3 separate regions of the Mus musculus genome follow, and all the other regions are linked to region 3. Evidence: chromatin loops called from intact Hi-C (ENCODE). Cell type or tissue: heart. All regions are shown on one strand.

Region 1 (8,000 bases), 850 kb after region 3:
CTCTCTTCTAACTAAGTGTGACTATGAACCTAAACTGTGGCCAGGGAGATGTTCACAGAACTGCTCTGTGATTTACTCAAGAACGTTTCTTCGATCTGTATGATAAAAACTTCAAGTCTCTGAAGAAAGAAATTAAAGAAGATCTCAGAAGATGGAAAGATCTCCCATGCTCATGGATTGGCAGGATCAATATTGTAAAAATGGCTATCTTGCCAAAAGCAATCTACAGATTCAATACAATCCCCATCAAAATTCCAACTCAATTCTTCAATGAATTAGAAGGAGCAATTTGCAAATTCATCTGGAATAACAAAAAACCTAGGATAGCAAAAACTCTTCTCAAGGATAAAAGAACCTCTGGTGGAATCACCATGCCGGACCTAAAGCTTTACTACAGAGCAATTGTGGTAAAAACTGCATGGTACTGGTATAGAGACAGACAAGTAGACCAATGGAATAGAATTGAAGACCCAGAAATGAACCCACACACCTATGGTCACTTGATCTTCGACAAGGGAGCTAAAACCATCCAGTGGAAGAAAGACAGCATTTTCAACAAATGGTGCTGGCACAACTGGTTGTTATCATGTAGAAGAATGCGAATCGATCCATACTTATCTCCTTGTACTAAGGTCAAATCTAAATGGATCAAAGAACTTCACATAAAACCAGAGACACTGAAACTTATAGAGGAGAAAGTGGGGAAAAGCCTTGAAGATATGGGCACAGGGGAAAAATTCCTGAACAGAACAGCAATGGCTTGTGCTGTAAGATCGAGAATTGACAAATGGGACCTAATGAAACTCCAAAGTTTCTGCAAGGCAAAAGACACCGTCAATAAGACAAAGAGACCACCAACAGATTGGGAAAGGATCTTTACCTATCCTAAATCAGATAGGGGACTAATATCCAACATATATAAAGAACTCAAGAAGGTGGACTTCAGAAAATCAAACAACCCCATTAAAAAATGGGGCTCAGAACTGAACAAAGAATTCTCACCTGAGGAATACCGAATGGCAGAGAAGCACCTGAAAAAATGTTCAACATCCTTAATCATCAGGGAAATGCAAATCAAAACAACCCTAAGATTCCACCTCACACCAGTCAGAATGTCTAAGATCAAAAATTCAGGTGACAGCAGATGCTGGCGAGGATGTGGAGAAAGAGGAACACTCCTCCATTGTTGGTGGGATTGCAGGCTTGTACAACCACTCTGGAAATCCGTCTGGCGGTTCCTCAGAAAATTGGACATAGTACTACCGGAGGATCCAGCAATACCTCTCCTGGGCATATATCCAGAAGATGCCCCAACTGGTAAGAAGGACACATGCTCCACTATGTTCATAGCAGCCTTATTTATAATAGCCAGAAGCTGGAAAGAACCCAGATGCCCCTCAACAGAGGAATGGATACAGAAAATGTGGTACATCTACACAATGGAGTACTACTCAGCTATTAAAAAGAATGAATTTATGAAATTCCTAGCCAAATGGATGGACCTGGAGGGCATCATCCTGAGTGAGGTAACACATTCACAAAGGAACTCACACAATATGTACTCACTGATAAGTGGATATTAGCCCAAAACCTAGGATACCCAAGATATATGATACAATTTCCTAAACACATGAAACTCAAGAAAAATGAAGACTGAAGTGTGGACACTATGCCCCTCCTTAGAAGTGGGAACAAAACACCCTTGGAAGGAGTTACAGAGACAAAGTTTGGAGCTGAGATTAAAGGGTGGACCATGTAGAGACTGCCTTATCCAGGGATCCACCCCATAATCAGCATCCAAACGCTGACACCATTGCATACACTAGCAAGATTTTATCGAAAGGACCCAGATGTAGCTGTCTCTTGTGAGACTATGCCGGGGCCTAGCAAACACAGAAGTGGATGCCCACAGTCAGCTAATGGATGGATCACAGGGCTCCCAATGGAGGAGCTAGAGAAAGTACCCAAGGAGCTAAAGGGATCTGCAACCCTATAGGTGGATCAACATTATGAACTAACCAGTACCCCGGAGCTCTTGACTCTAGCTGCATATGTATCAAAAGATGGCCTAGTCGGCCATCACTGGAAAGAGAGGCCCATTGGACACACAAACTTTATATGCCCCAGAACAGGGGAACGCCAGGGCCAAAAAGGGGGAGTGGGCGGGTAGGGGAGTGGGGGTGGGTGGGTATGGGGGACTTTTGGTATAGCATTGGAAATGTAAATGAGCTAAATACCTAATAAAAAATGGAAAGAAAAAAAAAAAAAGAACGTTTCTTCGAAGATCACCTGCACCTTCCCGCCACCTCTTCTCCATTTCTACCATCTAACTCTCTGTGCCATCTGCCATCAGACCACCTAGAACATCTAGGTGAAAAGGTCAGCTGCTAAAAAATTCAGTGTCACTCATATCAACTGCAACAAGGAAAATCCCTGCCTAACCGCCTTAGTGAAGTAGAGATATATTTACTGTGTGTTCCCGGTTGTCATGAGATGATTGCTTATTTTGAGTATAACATTGTCCAAGCTGCACTTAGCTAGAATGAAATGCAACTGTCAATGATAAAACAAATGAACCCGTGCTTCAACATCGAAACTTTCCTGTTGTAAGAAAGTGGCTAAAGCCACAAGTGCTGACCCAATAGTCTAAATAATTCGTCACAAAGCCTGGCCCACTTGCTACACAGTCAGCCCTAGAAAGACTTTAGAGCATGGCTCAAGATCTCCAGGCTTCCTATCTGCTGTCCAGCCCCTGGAAGGGGAATGGGGAGAGACATGAGAAGACAGTTTTCTTTGAGAGGTTCCCTCAAGGTACAGACCGCGTGCCTGCTCCCACCCTACCGTCCACATGCAAACATGGCTGCTCCTAGCTGTAAGGAGAGCTGAAGAACATGGCCTTTGTTCTGATGGCTGTAAAATGAGGTGGGGGGGGGGGCATTGCTATGGGAGGAAAACAGCTTGCCTATGAGAACATTTTTAGAGCCTCTGCCACACTAATAATGTTGAAAGATGGTAAAAATGGATAGAAGGAATCAATTTCCCTGGGTGCAGGTGATGCTGTTTTTAAAATGAAGGGCAAAAAATAAAATAAAATAAAATAAAATAAAATAAAATAAAATAAAATAAAATAAAATAAAATAAAATAAAACTGAGCAAATGAAAATCTGACTTTTTGGTGAAATTCAAAGGACTCTCTGTCTTCGGCAGGGACTTAAGTAAGGCCACGGCACTCGGCCCTCCCTATGGCTCAAGGTTCTCTTCATTATCTCATGGGGCTAGAAGAGCCATCACCTGCTGCTTTACCTCAACCAACAAGTCCTTACAAAATGTGTGTGTGCCTGGGGCTGATGGGAACATCTGTCTCAGCACGATTTCAGTTAGTCATGTCCAATTTTTGATGCCCAAGACTGAAGGATGGGGGGGGGGCCGGGGGGCGAAACTAAGAGGAAGTAATTTCACTGAGTTTGAATTGGGAAGACAGCAGACAAGAGCATCCTGGGTTACTTCCTAGAGTGTGACTGGGGCAGTTAGAGCAGAATTAGCCTGGGGAGAGGGGAGAGGGCCAAGGAAGACAATGGGGAAGGAAAGTGGGAGGCGCAAAAACTCAGATGGGAGCTGATACACCATCGGAAATTAATTTCATCATCTTGAACCTTTTTTCTGGAGTCAGCTATGAATAATGTATGTGATTAATAAGCAAAATATGCAAAGATAGAGCATTTTCTTTAAAGTAAAAGGGGGAGCAATGTGCTTATAATCTGACAGGGTATTGTTTGCATTCAACAAAAGCAAAAGAAATCCTATTCTTTGAGCTGGAGAGTCTCTCTGTTACTGTTTGTGAAGTTTTGAGCTCTCACCTAACAACATAACAAAGGTGGCTTTATACCTGTCACTTCCTCCCCACCTTCCTCATATGACATCTCTAAGGTAGATGCTGCTCCCTCACGTTCACATAGAAGAAAGCTATGAGGTTCAGAAGTCTTAGGCCAGTGACTTGACTCCTAATAGTGACAGACTACAAACCTAAGAAGCCAGGCTCCAGATTCTCCCGCTCAGTCCCTTACCCTGACATCACGTGGAGTAGATATTTGGGAGACGTGGCAATGATTTACATAAAGACCGAAGCAGGTGCCTCCTGCCCCTTTGGATTCCTTTCTCAGTAAGACTATGTAAGTGAAATCAGTTTTCACTGCTTCGGGGGTCCACTGTGGAGTTGCTCTACAGATTCCTCCTAAACGCACCTCCTCCCGACAGCAGGTGAGGCGTCAATGGTGTCACCTAGTGGTGAAAAGAGGAACTCACTCACCCGACTCCTTTTTTCCACCTTTCCTGCTTCAGGAGCTATTTTGGCAGAGGTGTTCACCCCTTTGAGTCCCCAGTCATTTAACTCCGCCCTAATCGTTTTGTCGTGATCACATGGTCTCATCTTCCTTGGTTCTCGTTATTCTTCTCTTCTCCCCTTTAAGGTGAGAAGGAAGGAAAGGAGCGAAGGAGGGAGGGAGGGAGGGAGGGAGGAAGGAAGGAAGAGCTCTCTTCCCCTTCCCCTTTATTTTTACTAGTCAAAAAAGTTAACCTGTCATCTGGGGACCATCAGATTCTGGAGTCAAACACAACTGCCTCTGAATTCCAGATCCATCACATTGCGAGGCTGTAAGCAAATGGCACAACCTCTCTAAAGAGAAGTTCTCAAATTTATAAAGGGGAGAGGAATTGCCTGCATCTCAGAGCTTTAAGAATTCGGTGAATTAAAATAATCATATAAAGCACTTCATAAGTAAGAATATAAGGACTGTCACTCATTCACAAATGCATAAAATTCTGCTGTCTGCTGGAAAAGGAAACCAGGCTTGTGAGTTAAATTGGTTCTACTAAAGGACCAGAATGTGTAATAACTAAACCCTGCAAGGTCCCAGCAAGTCCTCTCAAGTATCCATCTAGCGAATGGACTTCTTACTGCAAATGCATGATAGTTCCTCTTTATGACAAAATGGGCTAGCTTTGGCATGCGATCCTCACTGACAGGCACTGCTTCCATACAAGTGTCTGCTAAATTCCAAAGAGCCCTAGAGCAGGAACCTCAAGTTCTGCTTTTAAATCTGTGAACAGTCGAACACATTTGACGTTTTCCTAATGAAATTTAGGACCTTTAAATGGGTCTGCTTACAAAATAAAACAGCAGCACACGGGAGAAAAATGTTCAAATTCAACCTGGCCCTAAGGACTGCTTACTTGCTTCAAGCAGAATGTGTATGTGTGTCATACCATAGCACCCACTGCAGAGTCTGCCCCAGGAGCTGAAGACAGAGCGCTGGTCCATACACATGGAATCAGAAACTAAAAGAGGACCATCTTCTCAGCAAATGATGCTGGGCCAGGGGGCCATCCACGTGAAATGAGCTCACTTTGCCCACTTCCCAACATGATGAAAAATTCAACTTAGACTGTGTGCTAAAAAAATTTTAGAAACTAAATTGATAAGCTTCTGGAACAAAATATAGAACAAAACCAAGCCAAAGTTTCTCACACATCTCCAAACTCATGAGACCCAAAAGGCAGACTTGATGAACTCAACTTCACCAATAATTGAAAACTATTCATCAAAAACATTTGCAAAAAAAAAAATTAAAGCCATAGGCTTGGTTAAAATGTATTTTAAAGGCACATGTCTGGTATATATTTTCAATCAAGTACATGTAAAAAATCGCATTTAAATAATAAGGAAATTTAATTAATTTAAACCAACAGAGGGGTCAACAGGATGGTTCAGTAGATAAAGGTGCTTGCAGCCAAACCTCGAAACCTGAGTCCGCCCCAGAGACCTTACAGTGGAAAGAGAGAAAGAGCTTCCACGGTTTAGCCTCTAACCTCCACATACATACATAGCAAACATGACCCCATACACATACATACACATGAATAAATACAATTCTTAAATTTTAGCTATGCAAGAGATTTGAACACCCTTCTAAGCATAACATACAATTATGAGAAATAACTATATTCTCTACACTCTTAGGTCCCCAAAACCACCATCTACAACTAGATGAGTATACCTTTAGTTACATGATACCTTTAGTTATTATAACGCTAGTTATACTACACTTTTAGTTAGTGTAACTTTAGCTATGCACATCTGGAAGATGCTTTGGAGGAGCAGAGCTGCTCCTCCAGAGCACAGTGAGGCGTCACCACATATCTATGGAACTGAAGGATGGGGTAGGATTACAATGAAAGGATGACATAGATTCTATAGGATTAGAACTTTTCCACTTTGCCACCAGAGCTGGACATGGTTCAGCCTCTTTGGAAGGTAGTTTGGGAAACTCTTTAGAAGTTTGTCCTGTACCTACCATGTGAGCAAGCAACGCCCATCTAGGTACAAACAAACGAAAACACATGTTCACATAAAAATCCAAATGTGAATGCTGGCAGAGGCTTTTGTCAAAACCACCCACGTGGAAACCAGTGCCATTTCACTGGTGAGTGGAAACCAAGCTGGTGAGAAAAAAAACTGAAGAGGCGTGCGGCAAGCCACCCTAAAACATGGCTGCAGGAGACCAGAATATGTTAGCCAAAGTATTCGTTACTTTGGTCCAGTTCTCTTAAGAAACTATTGGCACAGGGTCAGCTTCTGGTTTCATGCTTGTCATAGGAGAACTATACTTCTCTAAAGGGGGTCTGTGTATAAGGGGTCTCCCTCTCCACATCAGGAAACAAAGGAAGATGGCCCAGTCAGTAAATTACTTGCTCCAAATTCTTCCTCTATATAAACCTAAGCTTGTGGGAGAATCTCAAAGATGATCTCAGTGGTCCCTGGGTCGTTCTCCAGCAGTATTACATTAATTAGATTTCTCCTTTCTACTCTTTGCCATTGCGCATCCCTTTAATGGATGTATTGGAACCAGTGGCTAAACTTAGCCAGGTTAGAACTTCTGGAACCATGGTTCTTACACCAACACTCTGGTGGCAGCAGTGGACACTCTTAGGAGTTGTCCTTCTGAGGGTCATTGTCTTGCCTTTGCCCAACATCCTAAATTTTAAAGAAAAGTTGCCCCCAGGATGATTAAAACATTAACTAATAAATATTCTTTTAGACTTACAGAGCCAAGAGTGTCTGGTCACCTTTAATTATATTACAGAATTAATATTCTTCTTGAGAGAAGACAGGAGGTAGCCCTAGGAAGGTGATATTGCCACCAAAAGAAAAAGACATCTTCCTTGAATGATGGAGACCTGTTCTGCGTGTAGAATTCCACCTGGTATCCCATCGTACTTTCTTTTTCTTTTTTTTTTTAAGATTGTATTTATTTTATGTATGTGAGTACACCGTCACTGTACTCAGACACAACAGAAGAGGACATCAGATCCCATTGCTGTGGGTGTGAGCCACCATGTGGTTGCTGGGAATTGAACTCAGGACTTCTGGGAGAGCAGTCAGTGCTCTTAACCACTGAGCCATCTCTCCAGCCCCCTCCCATTGTACTTTCTTTCCCTCTCTCCAAAAGTCCCTTCCTCTACATGAGTTCCCCAGGACAGTGCTTTTGGGGGACACTAACACTTCTCTTAATTCTTAGTGGACCAGTCCTTGAAAAACCTAGCATCCTCCCCACCAACTATTGGATCCCTAAGATTAGCTTTCAAACATCGAACAGATGGATTTGGGTTCAATAACACTTGCTTTCTTAGAAGCAATTAAGAAGAGAAAAGCAAACGAAAGCTCAGTAACTCCTATAGAGGGTAAAGGCTCCTTCACTCCCAACAGCATTACATCCCAATAAACACATTCTAAATTAAATAAATCCTAAGTCAAAATGTTAGTGCCTCACTAGCTGGGCATGGCAGCCTATCAGCACTGAGCACTGTGAAATACTGGTTGTTTACTCTCATGTCACTGATAAGAAGCGGCCACTTGATTGGAGACTGCTCAAAATCTTAAAGGAGTATCACCAGCCTTGAAAGTGTCAAATTCAAAATTCAAGGCACAATTCCTACTAAATACA
Region 2 (8,000 bases), 160 kb after region 3:
CTAGTCTCAGTTCTTAACAAAAATGTTACTGTCCCCTTGTTTCAGGGCTTGTAAACCAAGGCTCTTAGGTTGCTCACATCCACAGACTACATTTGGGGTAGCAGCACAAACCCTGGGCTCTATACTTCCAGATACATTTTCAAAGCCATGTCTTTTTGCTGTGAGCTTATTTTGAAGGTAGAGGCTCAGTTGCCATGGGGACACTGTGGACTGCAGGGCTCATTGGATGAGCATGGGCTGTACGTACCAAGCCAGGGCAGGCTGTACTAAGCAAGGGAGGGCTGAACCAAGCAAGGAGGATGCAGAATGACATGCTTGCTTATAGCCAGTTGCTGCTGGATCATCACCTGAAATGAAGTGAAGGAAGAATGTCACTGCAGGTCCTGAGCAGGGCACTGTTGATTCAGTGGGTGGCTTTCTCTCTTCACTTCTGATGCATCAGGGGCAATTTCCATCTTCCCAAACAAGTTAGATGCATCTGACAATTTTAATAAATGTTGTATTAACTCATATTGAAAGATAGGAACTTAAAATTACTTTTGAGTGTCAGGAATACATCCTCTTTATCAGAAGAAAGTAGCTTTCTCCAGTTTTTGGGAACAATTATTAAACAATACTAGACAGAATAAATATTTGTACTTCTATGGGATGGACTTCAAGTTTTCCACACACAATGGTAATGATTTATGCTACTTCTAGCAAACTGGGAATGTTACTAGCAACTATCATACAGAGGACTTCACAGTAAAGCAAGAGCCACAAGAGGATACGATGTGCAGGAGAAGTGGTCCTGGGTTTCTATCCACTTCATTCCTGGGCTCAGTCAGAGCAATAGCTCATTGCATCTTCTCTAGTCTGGAGGTTGCACTCCTGTTTTAGCTGAGTTCCAGGTTTCCCTGGTATTCATGTTTTGGTTTGGGTTGGTGGAATATTGTGAATTTGAGGACCTTCTGCCCCTAGCTCATCTTGAACATTTTCCTCTTGTCCATTTTCATGGGTGGTTTTTCAAAGGACCTCGCTGGTCTGCCAACTTAGCTCTTGCTTCTTGGTTCTCAGACTTCCATCTGCAGGCAAGTGGGGCCATGGGATCTGCTAACATGCAGAAGGAAGATAGCAGCTCTTTGTGAACTCTCGGGCCTGCTGCACAATAAGCCAGAACAACACAGAGACAAGATGCTTTGGAACGTCTGGGAGTCTCTGCTGTCTTATTACATACAAGGTGATGAGGTCATGGCTTACTGGTTAGCTTATATGGTATAATTAAGAGATTTGTTTTTTAATGTGATTCATCTTATGAAAAGTTGACTCAGAAAAGTTTTAGGGGAGAGGCAAGCCCTATGTGAAAAGATGTTGGAAAATTACCGTTTTCTTCTTGAAGTTTTAATTCATGAAAGGAAAATCCAGGCAAGAATAAGGAGAGCCTCAAGGAGCCTGTCTAGGGTTTCCTGGTAGCAGGGGGTTTGATTACTTAATGCTAAGAAGACTAAGGAGATGACATTAGCTCCTAGGGTTTTTCCTCCTATGGAATGAAGGCAAAAATAGGAGCTGATTATTAGTTTTTACTCCGGAATCATTAAATCTCTCTGTGTATGTGCTTGAATGAAGCACATGTTTCCTATACATATCCATGTAATTACAAATCAAATATTATAGTAATGTACACCTTAACAATTTTATTGTGTTCATCTGTTGATTCCAGACAGAATCCTTTCAAATGCAGTGCGCAAGTTCCTCCTGCTGTTAGTTTCTTGCTTGGGGAAGGTGTCAGTCCTCAGGCAAAGTACCTACAAATACAACTGTGGTTAGAATTGGGTGTGGTGGGCTTCAGGGAGGGCTCTGAAGTTTCTCCTGCAGGGTGCTGCTAAAATGAATAACGGGAACCAAGATCTTTATCTTAGTCTGCAGAGAAGCAAATTCGAGGTACAGGCAAGGAATGTGGAAACGGACGTTTTAAATATGCTTTCATTAGACGTGCTAGTTCAGTCATACTTTCGAGATTCTATTAATAGACTCATGCCCCGTTTTGTTTCTATTTAGGACCCTGGCATTTCCTGCTAATTCAAAGGAAGAGAAGAAAATTAGTGCCTGTTCTTCATCATGTCTGTATGCTTTTCTGTTCTGTAGCCTCAAATGCCTGCGAGGCCTGTGAGCTTGAACCTTAGCATAGACTAAGTAGTAGTTTCCCTTACTCTACTCATGGTTGTTTTTTTTCTTTTACATTTATTTAGTTATTCATTGCAGGGGGGGCTGGGGGGGGTGCTGGGGGAGGGGAGGCGGTGCTGCACATTTGCCATAGCATGCTTGTGAAGGTCAGAGGACAACTTTGCTTTGGTTCTCTCCTTCGCATCATATGGGTCCAAGGAATCAAACTTAAGTCACCAGGCTTAGAGGCAAGATCCTTTTCCTGCTGAGCCGTCTTGCCATATTCTTGAAGTTCCGCCATTTGAAAAACTGACATAGGATTCTCCAAGTTAGACCAACTGTTTTTTGTTTGTTTGTTTGTTTGTTTGTTGTTGTTTTGTTTTTTGTTTTTTTTAAAGGTGAAACTGGAGCCAAAAATGGATTTTTTTTGGATCACACATCTCCTGTCTCCTGCTGCCGGTGATGAAGCTGCCAGCCCCACGCCAGTGGGCGGAAATAGATACCAGCCCTGGAGGAAGTACTGACTGCTTATGGGCGCCTGCCACCCTCCCTGCTTCCTCCTCTTCGTGTGGAAGGAAACCGTGGGCTTTCCTGGGCATTTTTTCTTATTCTCTTAATACAGGGGAACTGAAGCATTTGGCTTTGGTTGTTTGGATAGTGAATCTCAGCTTGGAGGGCTTTCCAGAAAGCAGGCGGCTCCGGTCTCTGAACTCTAACTCCGTTTCTCCACCCCCCTTCCGGTGCTGTGCAGTTCTTTCCAATTCCTGAATTGACATGTACAGTACTAGAAAACCTGCAGAGAGCGCCTGGAGGTCACAGCCTGCATGAGCTTTCAAGCTGGAGAGGGCTAAGTGGAAGGAAGACACTGCACCCCTGGGATTTCCTCCTGCAAATGAGATGAAATCTATATAAATGTACTCTTTCCCGTCTCATACCTTTTATTCGATTTGCATACCACGGATCCGATGACAACTCTCTTGAAAAGTGGTGAGAATTCTTAGGGAAATGCCAAATATCTACTTCTCACCTGATAAAGTGATTCTCATGGTCACAGTATGAACTTCCACTGCACGGAGAATCCCTCAAGGCATATATATGTGTGTGTGTGTGTGTGTGTGTGTGTGTGTGTGTGTGTGTGTGTGTGTATGTGTGCGCTGTACATTTTTTTTTCTAAATTCTGTATAGTAAATCCAGACCTGTATCTCAGGGGTGAGGTGTGGGAGTGGGTCAGGGAGCATGTGAAGAATGGCTGTATCTAATCAGACAGCGAGGGGAAGAAGGCCTTATGACTGTCTCCTAGCACTAACAATATACCTGGGTCATTTTGGTTCCTAGTTTGTACCCAAGAAAGATGAGAAGTGCTGTATTCGTTTTTAGTTTTGCTCAAGGTGAAGCATGAAAATGATTTCTTTCATTTCAGCTCCTTTGACTGTTTCAGCCACAGCGGTTCATGCAAAGAAACTAAATCTTGGAAAGGAAGGGGCTAACCCCTCCCCATGCTTGTGCTCAGGAACCACATGATGACCATGACAGACCATGACCAGGACATCGGTGGGTGCAAAAAGAAGAAACAAGAGCACAGGGAGGAAGGAAGAGCTGGGTGGCATGGGGTGGGGTGGGGTGGGGGGAGGATTGCAACTAGGCATGATCTTGCTTCAGGGCATGGAGCCCAGAAAGCCCAAGACCAGAGGGCTATGCCTAGAGCGAAGCATATTTTTCAGCAGTGCTCCCCCCATTTGGGGGACATATTCTAGGATGGAAGTAGAAAGATTGTAATGGAATGTGGCACGTGAGCTCATTTGTGAAAAACAAAACAAAATAAAACAAAAAACCAAAACAGCTTTAATTTGCTACAGTGCTGAGTTCTGAGGCAACCATGCAAAGATCTGTTTCTCTTCCTCCTCTTCTTCTTCCTCTTCCTCTTCCTCTTTCTCCTCCTCCTGCTTCTTGGTTTTTAAAGATTCATTTACTTATGCAGATGTCTTGTCTGCATGTACATCTGCACACCAGAAGAAGACATAGGAATTCATGGGACTACAATCGTATAGGTTGCGAGCCTCCATGTGGTTGCTGGGAATTGAACTCAGGATCTCTGGGAGAGCAGCCAGTGCTCTTCACCGCTGGTCTCTCTAGGCCTGTTGACATCATTTTGAATGTTAAATTATAAGCAACTTTTCAGGCAAAGCACCCCGTCTCCCCACAGCTGCATATGGTGTCCCTGCAAAGGCAGGGGTGAATGTTGGGGTCCATTCCTCCACAAGATACCTCGCCCCCCAGACACTTAGGTTGATAGCCAAGTCCCCTCTGTCAGACATATTCTCTTGGTCAAATCTAGACAGCCCACCTTCCCGACACTGCTATTCCTGGGAGCCGAGCCTGGTGCCAGGCTGTACTGAACTCTAGATGAAAGGGCTCTCTTCTGACAGGCAGCTTGCGCTAAACCTTGACCTTTTTGAGCTTTGGGAGGTGGACAAGGGAGCAGAGGGGGACGGGCAAGGAGGGGCTGTGTGGTCACTGCTTATAGAGAGTCTGTTTACCTGCCTTCAAGGGTCACAGCCATCTGAATGGGTTTCTGGGACTCTGCTCTTGGGTTTGGTTTCAGAAGACCCATACTGTGGAATTCGGCTCCCCCCCAGGGCCTACCCCTTGCTCTTTGGGATGGGACTTTAATTCCCCAGTGTGACTCCAGCCTTTCAGGGGAGCACTGTAGCTTTCTTGCAAGCCATGTGGATGGCTGCTGTAAGTGGACTTTACTGTTGTTGTATAAACCTTCATTTAAAATTGACTATAAAATGTTTCTGAACCTGCCAAACACGCATTAAAATATTTTGCTCCATTTATGCCTATGTGTAACATTTGGTTTCTAAAGAGCTTTAATCAGTGACTTCAAGTAGGAAGTTATCCATCTTTATTGCCGGTTGGTTCTCAGTGGTGGTCGGGGCAACAATCTTTTTATTGCTTCTGTGTTTAGTTGTTCTTTGACATGATAGAAGTCAGCTGCAGTTCAATGAGCTCACTATTTGTGCAACTTAATTGCTTGCTTCCTCCAATACATACTCAGTTTTTCCTTTTATGAGCGGGGCTGTTGGAAAAATTAAGCTTAAGGATATGGCCATCCACTGTTAATTAACCTCCTTCCCAAACACATTAGTAAAATAGGTCAAATAGCTGCTGAGTGCTAAGTGTACTGTTACCAGGGTCTTCCTGGGCTGAGAAGTGGATCCTGTGTTAAGTGAACAAACGCTGGTGCTTTGAGCATTCTCTGGAAGCAGGCATGGCATAGACCGATGCTAACGGCCCTCCCCCTCCCCTGCTGTACCACAGCCATCCCTTCTGGGTGGGACCCCGAGCTGCTTAGATTGTTTCTTTCTGCAAACATTCAAAGACTTTCTTCCTTAGGTTATTGCCTGTTTTAAAGGTGGGGGGGGGGTCGGACCTAAACCTAGCTTTCTCTTTAGTCACCACTGCTGCTGTTTTGGTTCATCATTCCTAGCATAATCTGAATAATGTGAGGTCTAGATGTGCTCGAGATGTGTAGAAAGAAGGAAACTGATCTATCAAAGCAGGTTCACAGAGACCTCATCTGATTCTCTAGGTGTTGATTCATATTAAGGTGGAAAGTCATTTAATTGCCAGGAGGAGGGGTTGGTTGGAGCTTTCCCAAGTGAAGAGAAAGTATTTTGAGGTTTATATGCATTTAAGAAAGAAAGAATGAATAAATGAATGAAAGAAGGAAAGAGAGAGTGAGAGAAAGAAAGGAAGGAAGGAAGGAAGAAAGAAAAGATTTCTGAATTTGGTGAAAGGTAAGAAAATGCAAGGAACAAATTTACCCTTTTAGACAGTGAGAGAGCACACGCAAACAGAACTGAAAGGAAAATGTGTGAGAGAGAGAAGGATGAATCCGGTCATCTCTACTGTCTGATTGAAATTTCACAAGTTAGTCTTTGTATGCCAGGGGATGAAAAAGGAAGGAAACATAGCTGCCCCAAAGAAACGTCATGCTGATAAGTACAGAAAATTTTCTTTAGAAATTACTAGTTATCACCTAAATCTTGCAAACATTTTGGCAAACAATCTACATTTCTGAAATTGTCCTCCCTGATACAGTGACTGTCAGGCTGTGGTGGGCCAGTGCCCTTCCCAGACCTTTTTGATTCCTAACATGGACAGATTTCCACCTTATACTTACAGTTACTGTAGAGGGCATGCTACAGCATTGCATTTTTGTAGTGTGATGTCAGAATCCTAGAGACACAGAGTCAGTATTGAACTGCTATCCTGATTTTCATACTTTCTAACCCAAGATAATGACCCCATGGTTATCCTGGAGGATCTCTGGACATTTGTTCTCCTCAGTGAGGCTTGTAGCAATGTGCTGGGTCATCCCCAGGAGTTGTGAATTCTAGGGGTTACATTTTCTCCCATCTTTTGTCTGACTGATGCCTGAGATGCAAATGGTGGGCTATAGTAAAACTGGAGAATGGTGGGAAACCTTACTTCAAGGTTGAAAAAACTTGTCAGGAAGAAGAGGAAGAGGAAGAGGAAGAGGAAGAGGAGGAGGAGGAGGAGGAAGAAGAAGAAGAAGAAGAAGAAGAAGAAGAAGAAGAAGAAGAAGAAGAAGAAGAAGAAGAAGAAGAAGAAGAAGAAGAAGCAGCCCAAGACGATGGTTATGAAACAGCGAATTTTGGAAACTTCTAAGGCATTGTCCTGATGCTCTCTCTATATATCCCTAGAGCCCTGCTGATGGAATCTAGCAGCACCGTTTTTGTTTCACATTCCTTCTAAACTAGTTGCATCCAGGAGATTCTGCCAGGTCTCGCTGAGCTTCCAGGAATCCATGGTTTGCTTGGCTCTTGGATTCTTCTTAACTTTAAGGAGTGTGCTTTCTCTTCTGACTTTGCTAGTAAGTCATGATGGACTTCAATAAAATCTGGACAAGGAGCCCTAACAGCCACGAAATGCTTCCTATAACCAGCAGGTGGCACTGTGGATACTACAGTGGTGAAAACTGGGATGTAGGCAGCAAAGATAGGGTGGGGGGCTGGAAGGATTAGGTAATGCAGGTGAACCTACCGAATTTGGGATTAACAGGCCATTTTAGACAGCTCTAAGCAGCCCTGGGCTTGCAAAGCTCCTTCCCTCCTTCTCTCCCTCCCTCTCTCTGTTCCCGCCCTCTCTCTGTTCTCTCTCCTCCTTCTCCCTCTTTCCTCCTCTTTTCCCTCTCTCTCCTCCCTCTTTCTCGTTCTCCCTGTCTCTCCCATCTCCTTGTCTCCCCCATATCCTGTCTCCTTCCCTCTCTCCTCCTCTCCCTCCCCCTTCTCCCATTTTCTTTCCACTGGCACCAAACGATGGCTACTTAAACTTTCCTTGCTGTGTCTGCTGCTGTTCCAGGTTGAGAAACAGACTCAGGAAGATGTAGTGAATTTTATATCAACATCTACTCACATTATGAGACCACAGTGTGTAAATTCAAGGATGGTGTGTAGAATAGGTTACACTCTATGCTCATGACCCATTGTCCCACTAGGGACACAGGTTATTTTGGTTTATTTAGTTATATCAAGGAGATCAGGACATTTCCCTGATCTCTACTTGTCTCAGTACTCTCTGTCATGTGTGGCTTGTTTCTTTAGAAATTTATTGGAGAGAGAATTATGTAAATCAATTTTTAGAAGATACCCCTTCTCTGAATAAATTTTCGTACTTTTCAAAGTTCACGAGGTAGTTGAATTGAACAGAGATGGCCACAACTATTCGCTCCAAGACACCAGCAAAGGCACAAGGCTTATGGGATTCTCTTTGAAGGAAGGAACTTGTAATCAGAAACAACTTTCTCTGTAGCTTAGACCAGGGGCCAA
Region 3 (8,000 bases):
AGGAAGTGGTCTGCAGCACATTTTAGTTAGTAACTGTGGTGGCTAGGTTTCTGTCAATGTGACACAAGCGAGAGTCATTTGGGAAGAGAGAGCCTCAGTTGAGAAAATGTCTGAATCTGGTTGACTTATGGGCAAGCCTGTGGTGCTTTTTTGTGAGGGATTATCGATGTGGGAGGTCCCAGATCAATGAGCAGTGTTATTCCTGCGGCTGTGGCCCTGGCTTCTATAAGAAAGCAGGCTGAGCAAGCCAGTGAGTGCGTGCCTCCATGGCCTCTGCTTCAGCTCCTGCTTCCAGGTTCCTGTCGTGAGCTTCTGCCCTGACTTCCCTCTTCCCTAACTTGCTTTTGGTCATGGCGTTTTATTTCAGGAATAGAAGCTTTAAGACAGTAGCATTGATTTTGTTTCTATTGGATGCATCTTTGCTTTTACAGTAAATTGTAATTACATACAGTAAAAATCATGCTTATTTGTACATCACTATGCAAATTTGGGCTGTTGCAGACAGCGATTACAGCCTCAGCCAAGCAAACAGCAGTTCCATCACCCCCTCCAGAATTCTTTTCTGCCCTTCGTATAAAATCAAGCATCTCTCCACTTTAAGCAATCTTGGGCTTTTTTTTTTTTTTTTTTTTTTTTTTTTTTATAACTTACTCAAGGAGAAATTCTTATAGAATTCACCATTTTTTTTTTTTCAGGTAAACAGTTCAGTGGTATTTAGTTCACTCACTCGGAGCCACCACCATCTCTGGTTCTTCCTGATATCTTCCTACTATGCCAATGCAAAACTCCTTGCAGCCTTCTTGCCTATCCCTGCTCCCACGATCCTTTGCAACTGTAGACCGGTTTGTATCCTGACTGTGTTGATGTATCTATTTGGAATATTTCAGATAATGGGATCATGCAATATACGACCCTTTGTGCGTCATCTAATGGAGTGTTCTGGAAGTTCACAAAGGTGGTCTGACTCAGCCGTTCATCCTCCCTCACAGGTAAACACAGTGAGGCCCCAACAAGCCGCCTGGAGTCCTGATGCTGCACATCACAGCAGAGTGGAGACTTTCCTGTCCGGAGGAAGCGCTTGCAAAAGAGCCAATAGAAAAGTAAGAGCAAGCGGGCATGAAGGGGCTTCATAATCAGAGGCCAGCTGTGGTGAGTGTGCATGCAATATGTGACGGAGGCAGATGTGGTTTCAGCCTCTCATTTGACCCCTGCCTGAGGACATTAAGCTGAGGATGTCAGCAGGTACCATGTAAAAACATATTTTGTTTTGCTCAGTGTCTTAGCCCTTTTAAAGACGCGTTAGTTAACGTTGATGCAAATGGCCCTTGCTAGGAATTGATAGCCCTGATGTGTCCTGCAATGTTGTTTTCCATGGCTTCCTTTCTCATTCCCACCTTGCACACCGTGACGCTTCCAGATCGCTAACCCAGTGATTTTTCTCATTTTCAGAGCTTTGTCATGTGCTTAGGGCCCATCAGTGTCTGTAAGGTTATGGGGTCCCCCGTCTGCTCTACCACAAGGCTTGGCCACTCGGGGAGGCAGGACACGGGGAGTTGACCACACTTACCCCACGCCATCCCCGGGCCTGGGACACACTCCTGGGGTGGGGAAGTACAGTCTGAGGCGTGGGACAGCCAGAGCTAGTGTAGGAGTTCCTGGGCCTGTGGTGAGGCTGGGGTGTCTGGTTCTTAGGCTCTTGGACACCCAGGCACCACTAGGAGCAGAGGAAGAGCTAAGAATGGAGTGGGGGCCCATAGGCTGGATGTGGCTCAGGACCCCGGGGCGGGGAGAACTCTAGCTGGTCCCAAGGGGGAGTTCTTGACTTGATGGGCAGCAGTCTTGGGCTTGGTGGCAGCTGTGGCTGGGAGCACAGAGAGGCCTTCTAGGGGAGACTAGATGGTGGCTCTGTAGGCAAAGGTCTTTGGATCCTGATGAAAAGAGGCAGTCCATGGTTTTAAGGCACTTATTGTCATTTCAGAAAGAGAATGAGTAAAACCATACCCTATTTCTCAGGGTGGGCCTGAGGTTAAATGCCTTTTGCCGGGAGGAGTGTCTGGGAAGGAGAGTGTATTGGCTAAGTCCTCCAGGCCTTTAGTTACGTCATTAAAATGGAGCTCTGCCTTGAGCCTATGTGACTACAGGTCACATCCTCTACCTGTGGGGGCTTGAGGTGTTGCCCTTATGTGACTGATGGCCACCAATCTGTGGGGGCTCAGGCTAGTGACAGGAGCCTAGTCCCTGGGAACCAGGAGAAGCGCCTACCATCCCTTCAGGATCACCAGGTTTTTGAGCCTTAGCTCAATGGGGAACAGGTCTACCTATCACGGGCCCACAAGTGTCTACTTTACTTAGGTATCCCTGGCTTTGACCTGTGGGATGTCTTTCTGAGAACTGACCTCCTTGCTAGTCTTGTGCTTAGCCTTCCCCTTGACCACTCTAGTCTTGGGTGCCTCCCCATGTGTGTAGCCTTCCCCCTGACCACTCTCGTCTTGGGTGCCTCCCCATTTCAAATGTCAAACCTTCTATTATAATAAAAGAGAAAGATCTTTTCTTCCAAAATAAGTTTTTTTTTCTTTCTGATGTGAAAAATCTGTTTGTGGCTGTATCATTGCAGTTGAAGTAGCTGGAACCCTTTTCATTGGGGCATTCTACACTGTGTCAGAACCTGTGTCCTCTATGAGCTGGCACTAAACCAACCAACCAATAGGGGGCGCTGCAGGCCCCTTGCAGTCCAGACAGAACAAACTTGAGGACACAAAAGTGATATGATATTTCAAAGGCCACCACAGCAGGCTAGCGTTAGGAAAAGCGAATCCAGTAATATATTTATTTAATTCCTTTTCCTGCAATGTTGGGACATGGGCCACATGCTACACAGTGCTTACTACTGAGATATATCTCAGCATGGTTTCTTCTCCCTCCCCTCCCTTCCTCTCCTGTCCCATGCCCACCATCACCCCCTGTACCCTCATCTGCATTTTTAGCACCCCCAGGCTAGCAACATATCAAGACTCTGAAATTGCAATCTTCCTGTGTCAGCCTTTTAAGTGGTGAGATCATGCATGTGACACATTCACAGTATTGCCCCCTCCCTCCAGTTTTGAGAATGAAACCCAGGGTCTCACTGAACCACACTTATTTTTTTAGCATTGTATTAACAAGCTTCTACATAACAGTCGCCTTTTCTTTTAAACTGTGTGAAAGCCCTCTCTAGGCTGAAGTTGAAATGCAGTCTACAAACAGCCCAGCCTCACAAGAGCACAAAATCCAAAGAAAGAAGAAACCAGTGGGCCATAGTCTCTCACTTTGCTTTCCAGACTTTCATTGAGTTGAAAAAGCCAGCATGAGGCAGGTCCCCTTCCTTGGCTTGCTCTGCTATGGAGTTCAACACTGGAAGGCCTGAATGGTGAAGCCGGCAAGGAGCAGTCAAATGGATGGGAATGCCAGCAACCGGGTGAATTATTACTTCATTCCTGGCTGACGAGGCAGGAGGTAAGATGAGAAGTGAGTGAAAAAGCCTGTGGGCTCCCACGTGGACTGAGGGAACCAAAGCCAACACGGAGAGGACAGGTCAGAGTTGAAAGCTACATAAGGGTGGAGCTGGGCAGCATTCTGTCTAGTGAATAGGTTTGGGTTTGTAATGGCTATCAGTCAGAGGTTGCATAAAGACAGGGTGGACTTCATCTACCTCAAGCCCCCAACTCCTGTAGTTCTCAGGGACACTTTCTCATTTTGGTACTTAAGGTGGCCTGGATCTTTTAAAGGAGTGAGCTCCACTACAAACGTCGATGCCACTTTTAGAGGTGCCACGTACCCTCCCTTTCTTTTTCTTTCCCAAATAGATCCCCCTCCCCAGTGCTGGGGGCAAGGGAGCTGTGGTGTGTACCACTTAGATACTTGTTTCTGGTGACTTTTTGTTCTGAAAAAAAAAATCCATCCCTATGAAATTAACAAAACAAAACAAAAAACTTACAGCATATTTTCATGCTTGCACCCATCACCTCACCTCTCTCTGTCTCTCTGCCCAATCTCCCCACATATCATTACTTCTTCAAATACATTCATACTACAGCTGAATGGCTGGTGTCTTGGACTCCACCTGTCTCATGCCCTTACCACAGGGACCAAGAAGGCTTGGTATCACTCTGTTGTTCATTTAGATATCACAGTCTTGCATTTCTAAACTACTTTGTAGTTTGCCAAACATGAGATGACCATCCCACCACATGTTGTCTCCTAACAATCACATTGTAAGCTAGAATACCTGTTTTATTTTCTCTCCTCATTCTCTTCCTCTCTCTCCCGTCTCTCTCCTTTCAGCCTACAGAGGGAGAATATTGCTCAAGACAGAAGATGTTGAATATTGTTTATATTATAATTGCACAAAAAACTTTTAATTTTTCTTCCTTTATATATTTCCCTCCAGGTTCCAGTAACACAGAACTGGCTTGCCACAGTGGAATGTGGCTGACAGTCATTTGTCAGTCATACTGTTAAATCCAGTTCCAGGCTGGGTTTAATAGTAAACTGCAATCTAGACTTTTACCTTTAGAGGGCACTCCTGTTTTAATAATAGCATAGCCGCTGGCCCCAGACAAGAAGCCAGAAACCCTTTTTCTTACTCTGTAGTTAGGAGATCCTGTACCCCTTTACAGACAGACAAGAAACTCATTGTTGCAGATTGCTTGTTCCCTAGTAACAAAGTTATCTTGTAATTTGTAACCTTTGGTTACAGTTCTGTTCAAAGTGGGAAAGCTGAGCTGCTAGAACGAGCTCTCTGGAATCTCTTGCCTTGCCCTTGGTGGCAATGACTTGCACGCTGGGAGCTGCAAGGGGTCATTCAAAAATGGCAGAAGGAAGCAGTCATTCCTTCCCTGAGAGCCTCCATTGAAAATGCATTTCCCACTTCTCCTGCACCTCCCAGGGTCTTAGGGGACCTGCTTTCTTCCTCTGCTTTAACCTCACCCCCTCTCCCTTCCTGTTGGAGACAAGTGAGGAACAGCAAATCTGCCCTGCCCAGCACTGGCTCCCTTCAGCTCCCTTGCACCTTCCTGGGCTGGCTGGCTCCCTTTGGTCCCTTAGTCTTCAGTATCAGAGAAGCCTCTCAGAAGAGCTGGCCTCTTTCTCTCTCTCTCTCTCTTTTTTTCCTTTTCTTTTTTGTCTATCCCATCTGAATAGGTTTCTCCACAGCCAGACATTTTTAATTAACAAAAAAATCAAATTATGGTATAATTTCACATATCATGAAACCCACCATTTGAAAATGTCTAACTTAATTAGCTTATTGACAGTATTGCAAACCATCGCCAACCCTCTGAAGTAACCCCATGGCATTAAGAAGTCACTCGTGGGTGGTAAGACGACCAGTGAAGACAATTGCCAAGGGGCCTGGTGACTTTCTGGGATGCACACAGTAGAAGGAGAGAGCTTGACCTTCTGCAAGCTCTCCTCCCTTCTCCGTGTGTGCACTGGGGCATGCAAGGATCCACTGCCCTCCACCATAGAAACAAGTAGTTGTAAAAGTTGACAGAGAAGCCATTCCCCTCCGCCATTCTTCCTAGTCCATCACGCCCAGAGCTATGTCCTGTTTCTGCGTTTACCTGCTCACCACAATGCATCCTCTCTTCTCTTTAGTTCTTCAGGCCAGAAACAAAGTTTGATATTTTTCTGGAGTGGGCATTTATGTATCACTTTTTCTCTGAATCCATGAGTAACATGTGGAGTTCCCTCACAGCCTGCCTGGCAATAAAATTCGAGGGCCTTGTAACATAAGGAAGTAATCAGCGAGGGACGTGACCACTGGGGAGCTACTGTAGAAGAGACCAGTCTGTAGGTGGGGCCTGAGGTCCCTGCTTCAGTCCACCAAGAGAACATCTTCCCCTCCACTGCACTGCCAGCTCCCTGGGACTCAGGTCTCCCCTAAGATGTTTCTGCTATTTACTTGCAACCCACAGAGGCTAAGTGCAAAGCGTTGTACACGTTTCCAGAAGACTCTTTGAGGGCTGGGTTAGGACGCAGCAGTAAGTAGAAACAGGATTCTCAGAGAAGCCTCACTCCCAGGCATAACGCGAGCCCCACTTGCGTCTCTCCACAGGGTCTGGTAGACCCTCTGATCGTTTCTATGATTGCATCCATTTTTACAGACATCAAATGTAGGGGGTTGGTGGATTTGACTCAGCGGTTTGACTGGGGTGCTGACAGGCCAGCCTTACTCTCAACCGCTGCTCCCGTGCAGCCTCTCAGACTCACTCACACACGAGCACAAAGCCACGATGCAATGTTTACACATGACATCTGCAGCCGCATTATCGCTCCTACTAAAATGGCTCACAATGGCATCATAAACAAAGAAGTATGTTCCTATCCCCACAGCTGCTGTGCACTGGGTAAAGTGTCCACCAGAGGTCCAGATATCCCTGGGTTAGAGACTTGGCCTCTGGGTGGCACTAGTGGGAGGTGATGGGACCTTCAGGAACAAGGGTCTAAGTCTTTAAGCTCTTGGTGGCAATGACTTGCATGCTGGGAGCTGTAAGGAGTCATTCAAAAACAGGGAAGGAAGTAGGCATTCCTTCCCTAAGAGCCTCCATTGAGAATGCAATTCCCACTTCTCCTGCACCTACCCCGGTCCTAGTGGATCTAATTTTGTCCTCTGCTTTAGCCTTTCTCATTGAGAAGTACATCTCTCTTTATTTTTTTTTTCAGATTCCTTTTTTTTGTTGTTGATTTTTTTCATTTCTTTTGTTTTTGATTTTTTAAAAGATTTATTTATTTATTATACATGTAACTACACTGTAGCTATCTTCAGACATTCCAGAAGAGGCCATCAGATCTCATTACGGATGGTTGTGAGCCACCATGTGGTTGCTGGGATTTGAACACAGGACCTTAGGAAGAGCAGTCCGTGTTCTTAGCCACTGAGCCATCTCTCCAGCCCTGAGAAGTATATCTCATTGAGGATGTACTTTTGAAGATAATATAGAACCGTGGTGTCTTAGTTAGGGTTTTACTGCTGTGAACAGACACCATGACCAAGGCAAGTCTTATATAAACAACATTTAATTGGGGCTGGCTTACAGGTTCAGAGGTTCAGTCCATTATCACCACTGGAGGATGGCAGCATCCAGGCAGGCATGGCACAGGCGGAACTGAGAGTTCTATGTCTTCATCCAAAGGCTGCTAGTGAAAGACTGACTTCCAGGCAACTGGGGTGAGAGTCTTAAGCCCACACCCACAGTGACACACCTATTCCAACCAGATCACACCTATACCAACAAGGCCACACCTCCAAATGGTGCCACTCCCTGGTCCAAGAATATACAAACCACCATACCTGGTCAGGTCTCTTAAAGTTATTCTCTCTCTCTCTCTCTCTCTCTCTCTCTCTCTCTCTCTGTATGTGTGTGTCAGAAGACAACCTGCTGGAGTCAGTTTTCTTGTCATATGGGTCCCAGGAGTCAGAGTCAGGTCATCAGGCTTGAGGCCAAGTGTCCTTACCCACAGGAGTCTCTCCCTGGCCAAGCCGACCTCTTCCTGTGTGCTTCTCATTTCCTGATAGAAGCTGCTTGCTTGACCATGGCTCTTGCCACAGTGCGTTGCTCTTCCCAGAGGCCCCAAACAATGAAGTCACTTTATTTTGATGAATAAACCGGCAAAGAAGGGTTTTTTTTTATTTTATTTTTTATTTTGTTATACAGGGGAAGTGACCACCAGGGTGTCCTTGGAAGTGGAGTGACTGGGTGATGTTGGGAAGAACTCCCATCTGATTGTACCTTCATGTTTCTCAAGCAAGTGGGTCTTGGAAGGAGGTCGACCCCAGGAGAATGTACTCTTCACAGCTTAGGCATGTGTTTTAATCAAGCTCCCCCCACCCCCACCCCCCAGGGTCAGAACGAGGAGAATGGGCACGTAGATAAATGGAGATGAATTGTAAGGCATTGGTTCACACATCATGGAGGCTGGGGAATCCAGACCTCCTGAGTTGTCCCACTGGAGACAGGGGG

What was found. Peaks named below come from ENCODE experiments on the same cell type or tissue, not always from the same donor. Only the 100,000 strongest peaks of a DNase experiment are listed, where the experiment ranks them.
Region 1: it touches region 3 in a loop (11-fold over the local background); 20 of 42 quality-filtered maps call a loop at or near these places.
Region 2: a loop joins it to region 3, with 5 times the contacts of the local background. A loop is called at or near these places in 8 of 42 quality-filtered maps.

The regions. Positions count from the first base shown.
Region 1 is chr14:45,874,796-45,882,795 of GRCm38, reverse strand. No RefSeq gene overlaps it. Among named protein-coding and RNA genes, the nearest start is that of A530076I17Rik, 210 kb to the right of the region's middle. In heart, a CTCF peak has its summit at 4,279 (motif pointing left); no DNase peak of the experiment used is centred here; H3K4me3 peaks cover 328 bases; H3K27ac peaks cover 327 bases.
Region 2 is chr14:46,564,306-46,572,305 of GRCm38, reverse strand. Rubie (RNA upstream of Bmp4 expressed in inner ear) reads left to right here. Exons shown (of 5, transcript NR_046459.1): 2 at 1,057-1,219; 3 at 2,038-2,103; 4 at 2,541-3,129; 5 at 3,563-3,975. Among named protein-coding and RNA genes, the nearest start is that of Rubie, 7.5 kb to the left of the region's middle. In heart, a CTCF peak has its summit at 7,111 (motif pointing right); a DNase peak (open chromatin) is centred at 6,975; H3K27ac peaks cover 2,553 bases.
Region 3 is chr14:46,720,651-46,728,650 of GRCm38, reverse strand. No RefSeq gene overlaps it. Among named protein-coding and RNA genes, the nearest start is that of Cdkn3, 36 kb to the left of the region's middle. In heart, CTCF peaks have their summits at 2,712 (motif pointing right), 4,560 (motif pointing right) and 6,402 (motif pointing right); a DNase peak (open chromatin) is centred at 6,420.